2 separate regions of the Homo sapiens genome follow, and region 1 is linked to region 2. A link is a contact called in ENCODE Hi-C data. All regions are on one chromosome and are shown on one strand. The core of a region is the stretch at or near the end of the contact, and the rest is flanking DNA. Distances in the headings are between cores, read along the strand shown. Region 1 has its middle 260 kb from the start of SLC14A2-AS1. Region 2 has its middle 69 kb from the start of LINC01601.

The links. A loop is a pair of places that touch in the nucleus more often than their neighbours do. Pooled maps may share reads with other maps.
Region 1: a map of aorta shows a loop between it and region 2 (2.7-fold over the local background). The contact joins two enhancer-like sites. A Hi-C loop is called at or near these places in 2 of 168 maps with a recorded cell type or tissue (aorta and ascending aorta) and 3 of 50 pooled maps.

The regions. Positions count from the first base shown.
Region 1 is chr18:45,245,713-45,251,053 of GRCh38, reverse strand. It overlaps a transcript of SLC14A2 not described here. Among named protein-coding and RNA genes, the nearest start is that of SLC14A2-AS1, 260 kb to the left of the region's middle. Within about 2 kb of position 2,378, at least 7 of the 41 ENCODE cell types and tissues checked have a DNase peak (open chromatin) inside an H3K27ac peak, as active enhancers do; they include ascending aorta, where a contact is called at or near this core.
Region 2 is chr18:44,597,960-44,603,001 of GRCh38, reverse strand. No RefSeq gene overlaps it. Among named protein-coding and RNA genes, the nearest start is that of LINC01601, 69 kb to the right of the region's middle. Within about 2 kb of position 3,486, at least 5 of the 41 ENCODE cell types and tissues checked have a DNase peak (open chromatin) inside an H3K27ac peak, as active enhancers do; they include ascending aorta, where a contact is called at or near this core.

The sequences.
Region 1 (5,341 bases), core at 1,129-3,628, 650 kb before region 2:
AAACCTATGGAAATAAAAAATTAATAAAAAGATTCTTTTTCTAATGTCTATGGCTGAATTATGAAGTTTTCTCAACCTGATTTCTCTGCAGCCTTCTGCTAACTCTTTCAGAGGAGCAGTGAATATTATTTCTGGTAGGACCTACACACTTTTCCAGTTAACTTGCCTCAGGCATCTCATCTTCAAAGTTTCCCATAATGTTCACAACTGGCTTTCTATTCAGGAAAACATTCCTATAAAGATAACCTTCTTTCTCACCCGAAGATGTCTCAAAGCCAAAAAAAAAAAAAAAAAAAAAGGAAGAAGCCACTAGCCAGAGGATTCAGTTGTAAGACAAGTACAGGAACATTCAGCCCTTTTGACCTCCTGGGTCTTTCTCAATCCCGGGGCAGCACCATTCAGTGGGTTTCCCATGGAAAATCCTGATCTAATACTACCCATCCCCAGATAGAGCTCTGGAGACAAGGGCAATGGGAAGGATGTTTAGAAAGTAGAAAGAACAGGAAGTGAGTACAGCAACGATGGAAAGGAAAAACTCAAAGTGAGAGAGAAAACAAGAGTCATAAAAATTAGCACAAAGGAAGGAGAGAAAAAAGAGAACAAAGAGGAGAAAATAAGAATAAAATTAATAAGGGGGGGAAGAATTAGGCTATGTATGACAATCACGTGTTATAAAGTAGTCATGGAATAAAACGAGATTAAAATACCAAAGAGGACTAGTTAAAAATGTGGCCCCAAATGTGTGCATGCGTGTGTGTTTGTAAATGGTACTCATGATCTAAAGCCAAAAAGTCAAACTGGACCTAATGCTGTGAGCAGAAAAACATGATATAGATGCTCATTAGTACTGCTTTAAGTGCCTTTTGTTGATTTTAGTCACTTGTTTCTTTAAAGTGACCATATTTTCAGTAGTGTTATCAATGTTTGTTAGTAAATCATATCACATGTGTGAGTTTCCACATGTGGGTTCACATTCCACTTTCATTTCAAATCCAAGATCTGGCCTTAGTGAGGGTCCATCTTTTCTTCTGGTGGCTATTAGGTTGATAATTTAGTCAATGACTCTGATTCATAGAATGAATTCAACATTTTTTTTTTCTTTTTAGAGACAGAATCTTGCTCTGTCACCCAAGCTGGAGTACAGCAGCACAATCATAGCTCACTGCACCCTTGAACTCCTGGGCACAAGGGATCCTCCCATCTCAGCCTCCTTAGTAGCTAGGACTACAGGTGTACACTACCATGCCCAGCTAATTTTTTAATTTTAGTAGAGACAGAGCCTTGCTATGTTGCCCAAGCTAGTCTTGAACTCCTGGACTCAAGCGATCCTCCTGCCTTAGCCTCTCAAAGTGCTGGGATTGCAAGTGTAAGCCACCATGCCTGGCCAAATAGATATTTTCTAAAGGAATTATACCATTCATTGCTGTCAAGGGTTGTGCCTGGATGTAAGGAGAGAGACTATTCATCAGACAGAAGAGGAGATAAAATCAGAGAGGCCAGATGTTTCTTAAAAGACCACACATTCATTGAAATTCAGACCAGTTACTCAACCTCTCTGAGATCAGTTATGTCTTTTCTCAAATGAATGTTTTATAATAGTTGTTTCAAGAATTTTTGAGAATATTAAAAAAAAAACAATGCTTAGAAAGTAAATAGCACAAACCCAGAGCAGCTGCTCAACGCATGTTCAGCACACACACAGGCACACACACACAGTTAGCAATACTCCACCCTTTGCATGTACATACAGGGCAGATAAAAAAAAAAAAAAGGCTGGAGCATGACTATGCAAAAAAAATTTTATAATAGTTTTTAATGAAGGAAACATCTCCAAAAATGTACTTATATAAAATATATTTCCTTCTCTATTGATACTGAGGCAAACACGCTTATAAATGGAGTTATCGGTTGCTCCCAAGTGAAGCTGCTTACACACATGAACAGACACATGTGTATATGTAGTCCTGTGCTGTGCTTGCTATCTTAGAGGTAACCCCCAAAGGACGCTGGCTCCTTTCTTCTATTTCCTTGAAAAGGCACTAAAGGGAATTTAAAAGAGAAAAATTATGGAACGTGGACAGCAATGAAAATATCATTTCACTCAGGTTCATAAATCATTTAAAAATTTCTTCTCTCATTTCCCTCCACCCCGCAGATTTATTGAAAATTTATCACCAGTCCTTTCAGGGAAGCTTTTCCCTGTTTAGAAGAGAGAGGAGAATTTTGACCTAAATTGCCTAAGAGCTAAGCCAGAATACCGTTGAAGTTCTGTGGCTCCATTTCAAAACTAGCTTGTGTTTTACAGAATTTCAAACATCCAAGTCACTTCCAGTCACAGGAGCTAAAATTGGCCAGGGTGGAACTTGTGGCTGTCAGAACTGATAAACATTTCCTGAATGCCAATTGGTTGGAGAGCCATGTCTCTGCATGCCATTAAAATAGTCTGAAGTCTACCTCAACATGTAACCCCAAGTTCCAACTGCTTGTCGGGAAATTGAGACTTTGTTTGAACAAGCTCAACCAACTTTTTTAGTCCCACATTCTGTGGTCCAGGGGTCTTATGAGGGCTGAGATCTCGGGGGGAACAGGCCAAGTCCTCCTGTTTCATGCTGGGATAAGAATAATCAAGCTCAAATCCCTTCTGCCCAGGGATCAGGAACTGTCTGCATGCACTAGTGCCTTTCATGAACCTCAGACAGGCCCTCATGTCTCAAGAACAGAAGAAATAACAATCAAATCAAAGCATCCGGTATTTGCTATGGGACGATAAAATGGGTTTGACAATGACTATGACTTTTTTCTGTGTTGGAGGATCTTTCTTCTCTAAGGCACAGTTTTTCCTTGGCAAAACTGAGAGAGGGTGTTGCTTTTTTGCCACCTCCCTACATTTCCTTCCTCTTCCAATCAGTGACTCTTGCCAGCTAAGCATTTACTGCACAAATCTAAATTATCCTGCTACCATCTTCTCAATGGATTATTGACATATACTCTCAGAACCTCACTGATAGAAAGGGGTTTTTTTGCTCCCTACTGACAAATTCAACCAGAGCCAGTTTAGGCACAAGGAGAACTTAAGAGCTCAACTGGATGCTGGAAGGGCATGGATGTTATGGGCCCCAGGGACACCAGGAATCAGGAATTGTAATTCCACCACCTTCCTCTCTCATCAATGCTTCTGTCTGTGTCAGCTCCATTCTCTCCTACATAGATGAGCTTCTTTGGTCATGAGAGACATGGTTGCTTACAACTCCAGTGCCTCGTATCACAGCACCAGAGAATTTCTTTTGGAGCCTGAGTTCAAAAATGCTGAAGAAGTGCTTTGACTGTGTTAATATGAAAAAAAAAAAAAAAAGGCCTACATTAACAGAATAACCAACTGATGTCAGCAGGCTAAGATTCTATAATTGGTCCAGTTTGTTCAGGGGGTGAGATCTGTTAGAGCATGACAGATCTCACTTGAACTACTGAATGAGAAGGGGAGTACTGTATTTCTAGAAGAACGAATAGACAGAGTTATATATGTTTATCAGAGAAATCAACAAATGCTTGTAAAACAAATCTCTCTCCCACATCTAAATCTGAATACAGATAAGTAACTGAGGCCAGAACCCAAGGATGTTTAGGTCATAGGTCCAGGCCTCCACAATCCGTTGAAGGAAGCCACACACCATTACTCTCCTTATCAGCATTTCTTCAACATTACTTGCTCAATTCTCGCAAACTTATATAACTTTTTATACAATAGATGTGTTTATGGAAAATGTGTATAAATCAATTTTTCTAAAGAAAGAATCAAATTTTGACTGTACCGGGGAGTTTGGTGTTGAAACAACCTTTAAAACAAAGTAGTAATTCTGCTAACAGTGCCGAAATAGCCTTAGAATTTACCTTGTGTTTGAATACAGATTTTATATTGGGTGTGCTGAAATTCTAGAGGGTGTCAGGGTGGGAAGAACCTACACATTAAACTTGATGTTCTGTTAATCTGACACTCTGAAAAACATCTTTGGTTGTATCATGGGTGTTTTCCTGTCACTGCAGGCAAGGCAGTCCTTTGGGGTATATAGAGTTGAGTTTCTAGTTTCTTCTTTTTCAAACTGGATGGTCTGAACAAGCTATCTTATCTCTGTTAAGTCTTATTCCCCTCCTCTGAAAAAATGGGGATTACAATAGGTGTTTTGTTTTTGTTTTTGTTTTTGTATTTTTAGTAGAGACGGGGTTTCACTATATTTGGCCAGGCTGGTCTCGAACTCCTGACCTCGTGATCTGCCTGCCTCGGCCTCCCAAAGTGCTGGGATTATAGGCGTGAGCCACCGTGCCCAGTGTGGCGGCACACACCTGTAATCCCAGCTACTTGGGAGGCTGAGGCAAGAGAATTGTTTGAACCCGGGAGGCGGAGGTTGCAGTGAGCCAAGATCACACCACTGCACTCCAGCCTGGGCGACAGAGTGAGAGTCTGTCTCAAAAACAACAACAACAACAACAACAAAAGTTATTTCTACTCTGCAATGTTAGTGAGAGGTTTGAAATGAGGTAAGCCTATGAAAAGACAGTTTAAATTTAACATCACTGTAAGATACTAATACTAACAATACACTATATAAAATATGTATTATTTAATATTGTAAGTTTTTTATTACCTAGGACTATGCTACATTATCCCTTCTTACCATCTGTATTAGTCTACTCAGGCTGTCCTAACAAAATACCACAGATTGGGTGGCTTAGACTACAGAAATTTACTTCCTCACAGTTCTGAAGGCTGGAAGTCCAGGATTAAGGTGTTTGTAGGTTTTGTCCCGAGGCCTCCCTTCTTGGCTTGCAGACAGCACCTTCTCATTGTGTTCTCACGTGGCCTTTCCTCTCTATGTGAATATATTCCTGGTGTCTCTTCCTCTTTTTGTAAGGATACAAGTCCTACTAGATTAGGACCCCTCCTTTATGACCTCATTGAACTTTAATTGTCTCCTTAAAGACTCTACCAAATAAAATCACACTGGGAATTGTGGGTTTAAAGTGAATTTTGTGACCAGGAGGAAACACAATTCAGTCCATAACCCCATTCAATAAGAATCTACACAGAAGCTGCTCTAGAAACATGACTTACTTTTCAAAGCATCTTTTAAAAGAGCAAAACAATAGTATATGCTCTTGAAGAAAATATACCAAGAATGGGAGCTTGAAAATTCCACCAGCTTTTAGTCTGGTAGAAGAGGTGTTCAACAGAACTCAATACATGAATACAAAAATGAATGAATAATTAGAAATGGATGATTGGTGACTGAGTGAGTGGATAGTATTTTATGAAGGAATGATGAGTTAAATTGTGTGGAAATGATCT
Region 2 (5,042 bases), core at 2,237-4,736:
GTCAGGCCAGCTGGGTCACAGGGGAGTTGTTAGAAAGGAATCAAAGTGGTAGCATATTTCTCTAAAACAATCTTGAAAGATTCTGATTTCTCTAGGAGATCTCTCCAGCAAGATTTGTAGGGCTTAGCATTCTATATTCTCCCAACACCTTTCATCACTAAAACTCTGGAGGAGAAAAAAATATCGGGAAGATTCCAAGTACTTGCCACTCTCTGGGTGAGATTAACTACCTTGAGGAACATGAAGAAGACATCTTTTGCAATATTTTTTTCTACAGTTTTGGAGGCCAGGGCGTGGGTCTAGAGTTAACTCAAACTTGAAAATGAGAATTGAACCATGCTTCTGAGAGTGCTGCCTAAAGGAAGTGAGGTGTTGTAACTTGGTTACTTGGCATTTGGTATTTGTCTCTGTTTGTTCCATAAAAACTTTTGAAAGTGTTGGCGGATGTAGCTAACATTTGGTCTACTGCTATAAAGGATGTCAAGACCTCCAGTCAGATTTGTGGTTTTCCATTAGCCCTTAGGAATGTTTCTTTTGAATGCTGGTAGCATATTCCACCCACTCTTTTTACACTGATCATAGTAAATATGAATTTGCTTTTATAAAGACAGAGTAGAGACCTAGGAAACTGAATTAATTTTAGCAAAATCAAATTAATTTTAGGAAAATCAAATCAGGAAATGAGGAAAATAACAATATTAATTTATAAGTGGGTATATATTTTCTATTTTTCTCATGTATAATGGTGAAGATTGTTACTTAGCTACTGCTTTAAACACTTTCTAGTCTTAGGATTAATATAAACCAATGATTTGAAAACCTTGATCACATACCGTAGCTGTAAAAATTGTGATCATAGATCTCAAATATATGCACATTTATTCATAAACCATATTCATGTGCAACTTTAATGATATATGTATTAGAAACCTATATAAAAGCTGGGTGTGGTGGTACACACCTGTAATCCTAGCACTTTGGGAAGCTGAGGCAGAAGAATCACTTGAGCTCAAGAGTTTGAAACCAATCTGGGCAACATAGTGAGACCCAAACTCAAACAACAAACAAACAAACAAACAAACAACAAAAACTCTATATAAAGATAAAAATTCAAATGGAAAAGATTACATTACTATATAAGTTGAAATTCCAGTAATTTCTTTCTACATTTCAGTGAGTGGTCTTGCCTACAATCTGGGTGTTTCTCACTTAAGAAGTTTGTTAACATAAACAAGACACTTAATGTAGTATTCTTTGAATCAGAGCTTCCTAAGCAATGAGCTAGTTGTTACTGTAAAACTTTGTTTTATGGGAATTCCATCTATATTTGTAGGATGCTGGATGCCACACAGTCATGCTGTTGAGATGGCAAGTTGCCAAATAGGCTCCTTTCAAGTCCTGAAGAAAAAAATCTTTCTTTCCCAGAAGGCTTTGTCTTTGACTCAGCTGCTGTCAATTCATCACATCTCTAAGTCTCTATGATACACAGAAAAATTAAGACCAACAATTTCTACTCCACCAAGGATAATTTAGAGAATCATAAACAGATTTCACTCTATTCACCTGAAACACTGATGGAGTCTGAAGCAAAAAGATGTGAAAGGTTGGAGAGGCTCTGTAAAACAAAACAAAACAAAACAAAACACAGAAAACACAAGAAGAGACTAATAAAAATTGTAAGAGCTAACACTTATTGAATACCCACTATGTGCTGGTAATTGCCATTGCTAAGTAGTTCATACACATCATGTATTTTCATCCTTAAAATAAACCAAGAAATATGTGCTAATTATTATCCTCTTTTTACAATAAGTAAACTGCCTCTAAGATGAATGGATAATGGAAAAATGTTTTGTTTCTGGAAAATAAAGAATGTTTAGATGACTTGTTAGTTGTTAGGTGTGCCCGTTTGTCGGAAGGGTTTCCTGTGCTATGTAGGAAGTTGGACTTGTTTATCTTTTAGATCCTTTTTGGTACTCCATTTCTGTAAATATTTTTGGACGTTTACTTTGTTCTTAGATCCTTTGAGATGCTTACCAAGCTCAATCTTGATCAAGTCACTTAATCTCAATGATTTTTAGTTTGATCATCTAAATTGGGGTTGCCCTAGCTGATTGGCCTGTCAGAAGTTCTCCTAAGAGTCCAACATGAGTGAATGTTTTGAGGACCATCAATGGTCTGTCTAACGCATCATCATCATTATTTTTTAAATGTGATATAATTTCTGTGTTGCAGGAATTTTCAGTTCATGAAGATATTTTACTTACAAGATAAAGACATGTTCATAAACAGGGAACAGATAATCCTTTTCAATGTTTTCCTATTTGAGTCATACAATCTCAGGTTTGGGACAGGGAAAGAAACCATGAATTGATGAGAGAAAGTGGTCCTAATTCCTTCATAGTGATTGTGATAATACAATAATACATGGAAATTGTAATAATCCTTTGTATTTATGGACACTTCAAATTTTCAAATTACTTATACATTAGTGATCTCACCTGATCCTCCTTTCGTTTCTCAGTTCCAGGATTATTTTTTTCCTTTAACTGTATTGACTATTCAGACACCTGCGTCTGCTGTTAGCACAGTTTTTGGGGACCTTGATAGCCCACTTAGGTGTCCCATTTTACTCCCTCAGCTTTCACTTTCATCACAGTAGTCCCTTCAGCCTACCCTCCTAAGTTTCTTTCCTTCCTTTTCCCTTCCTTCCCTCCCTCTTTTCCTCCATAAACATTTAAGAATTCAAGGGTGTTTCATATGCCAAGCACTATGTTAGATGCTAGAGATGAATAGTTAACAAGGGTCTTCAGTCTGAAGAGATCAATCTTATTGAGGAGATGGAGAAAAAAAAAACAGACAAGTATGCCGTGATGGTGATATAATAGTGGTGAACAAAGGAGGTTCTGAAGAAGGTCAGGGCAGGGAGCTGATTCTAACATAAAGAGGGAGGTCAGGGAAAACTTCCCGGAGGAGGCACACCCTGGGTTAAGTTGATCAGGAAGATTGGCAGAGGGGACAGTGTGAGTAAAGCCCGAAAAACCTGCTTCTTAGCTGCTCTTGGTTTCACTGAGGGCAAAAGAAAGAGTGCAGTGCTCTTGAGTTACAATGTTTCTGTCCTCAAGATCAGGGATTATTTAGAGTTTTGGCTTTAAAAGTCAAGCCATAGATCCTATGAATTCTGAGACTGACGCCTTGAGCTTTCTAGACCACCCTTCTCTTTTGGTCAGACCTGAGGTGCTGATGGAGCCACTGGCTCCTGCTACATCTCTGGGTTTGCCAGTGATTAAGGGCATTTTTGTCTGAGTGCCTAAGTGCTGGGGCAGACTGCCCAGCTTCAATGAATCGATGGACTAAAAATTGTCTTCCCAGCAGGCATTGCCAAGCAGCCTCCAGCCAACACTACAAGCAACTGAGAAAAGATCCATTGAGCTCAGCAGGAGGCTCTGTTTCGGCTGACTCAGCTCCCTGGAAGCACTTCTCCAGTCATTTATATCTCTACTTTTCCTCTCTGAGCTCCGCTCTGTATCTCTGCTCTTTGTGCCAAGCTGGGAGGCACTGAGGTTTCAAATGGCTATGCATTATCAATATCTCAGTGTGCTTCTGACAGGGCATAAAGTAGACCTGACCCAATAGTCCATTTTTATTCTCTATTAGTTTAATTCACATTGGGTTTGGCCCAAGTCATAAAGATTTTAGTTCAAGAAAAACATTTTACAAGGTGACGAATGAGATTAATCTTGCAAAGATCGTGGAAAATAAAATATTTGAATTGGAAAACCAGAGTTTAAGAAACATGTGAAAGGTCATACAACCAGCTGGTGGAGGAACTAGGTCTAGAACCTAAAATTAGGTAGGGCTTCTGGCGAACTTCGCTTTTCTACAAATTACTATGTTTTCCTTTTTTTCTAGAGAGTATTTTTGAAAATAATATTCTATTATAACTGCAACACTATGAAGTCATTAGGGCACATGGCAATGCTAAAACTTTGTTGATGAGGAAAATTGGGCAGACTTACCAAAGGTCACTCAAAGATAAGCAACAGACCTGGGATAGAATTATTTTTCTTTTTTTTTTTGGTGAACCACATTGTAGAATGACCTAGTTCAATAAATCAGGAGATCTGGTTTGAGAGATTAAGTTGGGGCCATTTTGGCCTCTAGTAAGCCATCAGTTTTGAGCAAGTCTCTTGTCACTCTGGTTTCCAGGATGTTCCTCGCCTGTAAAATGTGCAGATTTGCCCGGCTGTGGGCCTACAAAAAGCAGAATACTTAAAGCAGCCAGGCCTTTGGTGCTTTCTTCTAGGGGGCACCTGTGAGTCGGTTTAGCTGATGGCAGATACTCTGGAATGCTGGTCCACAACGGGGAACCCTTCTGATTGTTTCAGAGAACTTAGAAATAGATATTTTTATGTAAAATCTCTTTATTTTTAATTGTTGATGAGATGTACAAAATAAAACAAACAGTGTTTGAGCCAAAAAAAAAATGCCTGAGGGCTAGAAGTAGCTTATAAATTGTCTGTTTGCAATGTCTAAATGGCAAGTTCTGCAGTCTTGGTGAGTGTTAACACTCCGTGACTCCATACACCTTGGAACTCCTTCTAAGTTGTGTTCCTTCGAGTAACACAAAAAGATTACTTGATTATGTAAATGAGTGCTAAATTTCCTTGGAGCTCATTGTCATTCAAATATATCTTAAATACCTAGTAAATTGCTTTGAAGGAGTTTAAGTATTAGGTCTTAAAGATATGTAATGAAAAGGGAAACCTTGAAGTCCTCCTTTTTTTTTTCCTTTGGTGGGTTCCAATGAATAGATTTATTTTGGCTTTGAAATAACATTGCTCCTGCATTCCTCACTGTTGTCCTATGTCCTGGTCTCAACTGGACGATAGATTTTTTTAAAGACCAGAAACTGTTCTCTATATCTTTTCCTTTTCTCCTTGGCCAACATCATATGTGAACACAGTCTGAGCCTGGATAGTCACTCCTTTCCTTCCGGCCCTCTTTCATCCATTGGTGTTTGTTCCTGAATTATACAATGG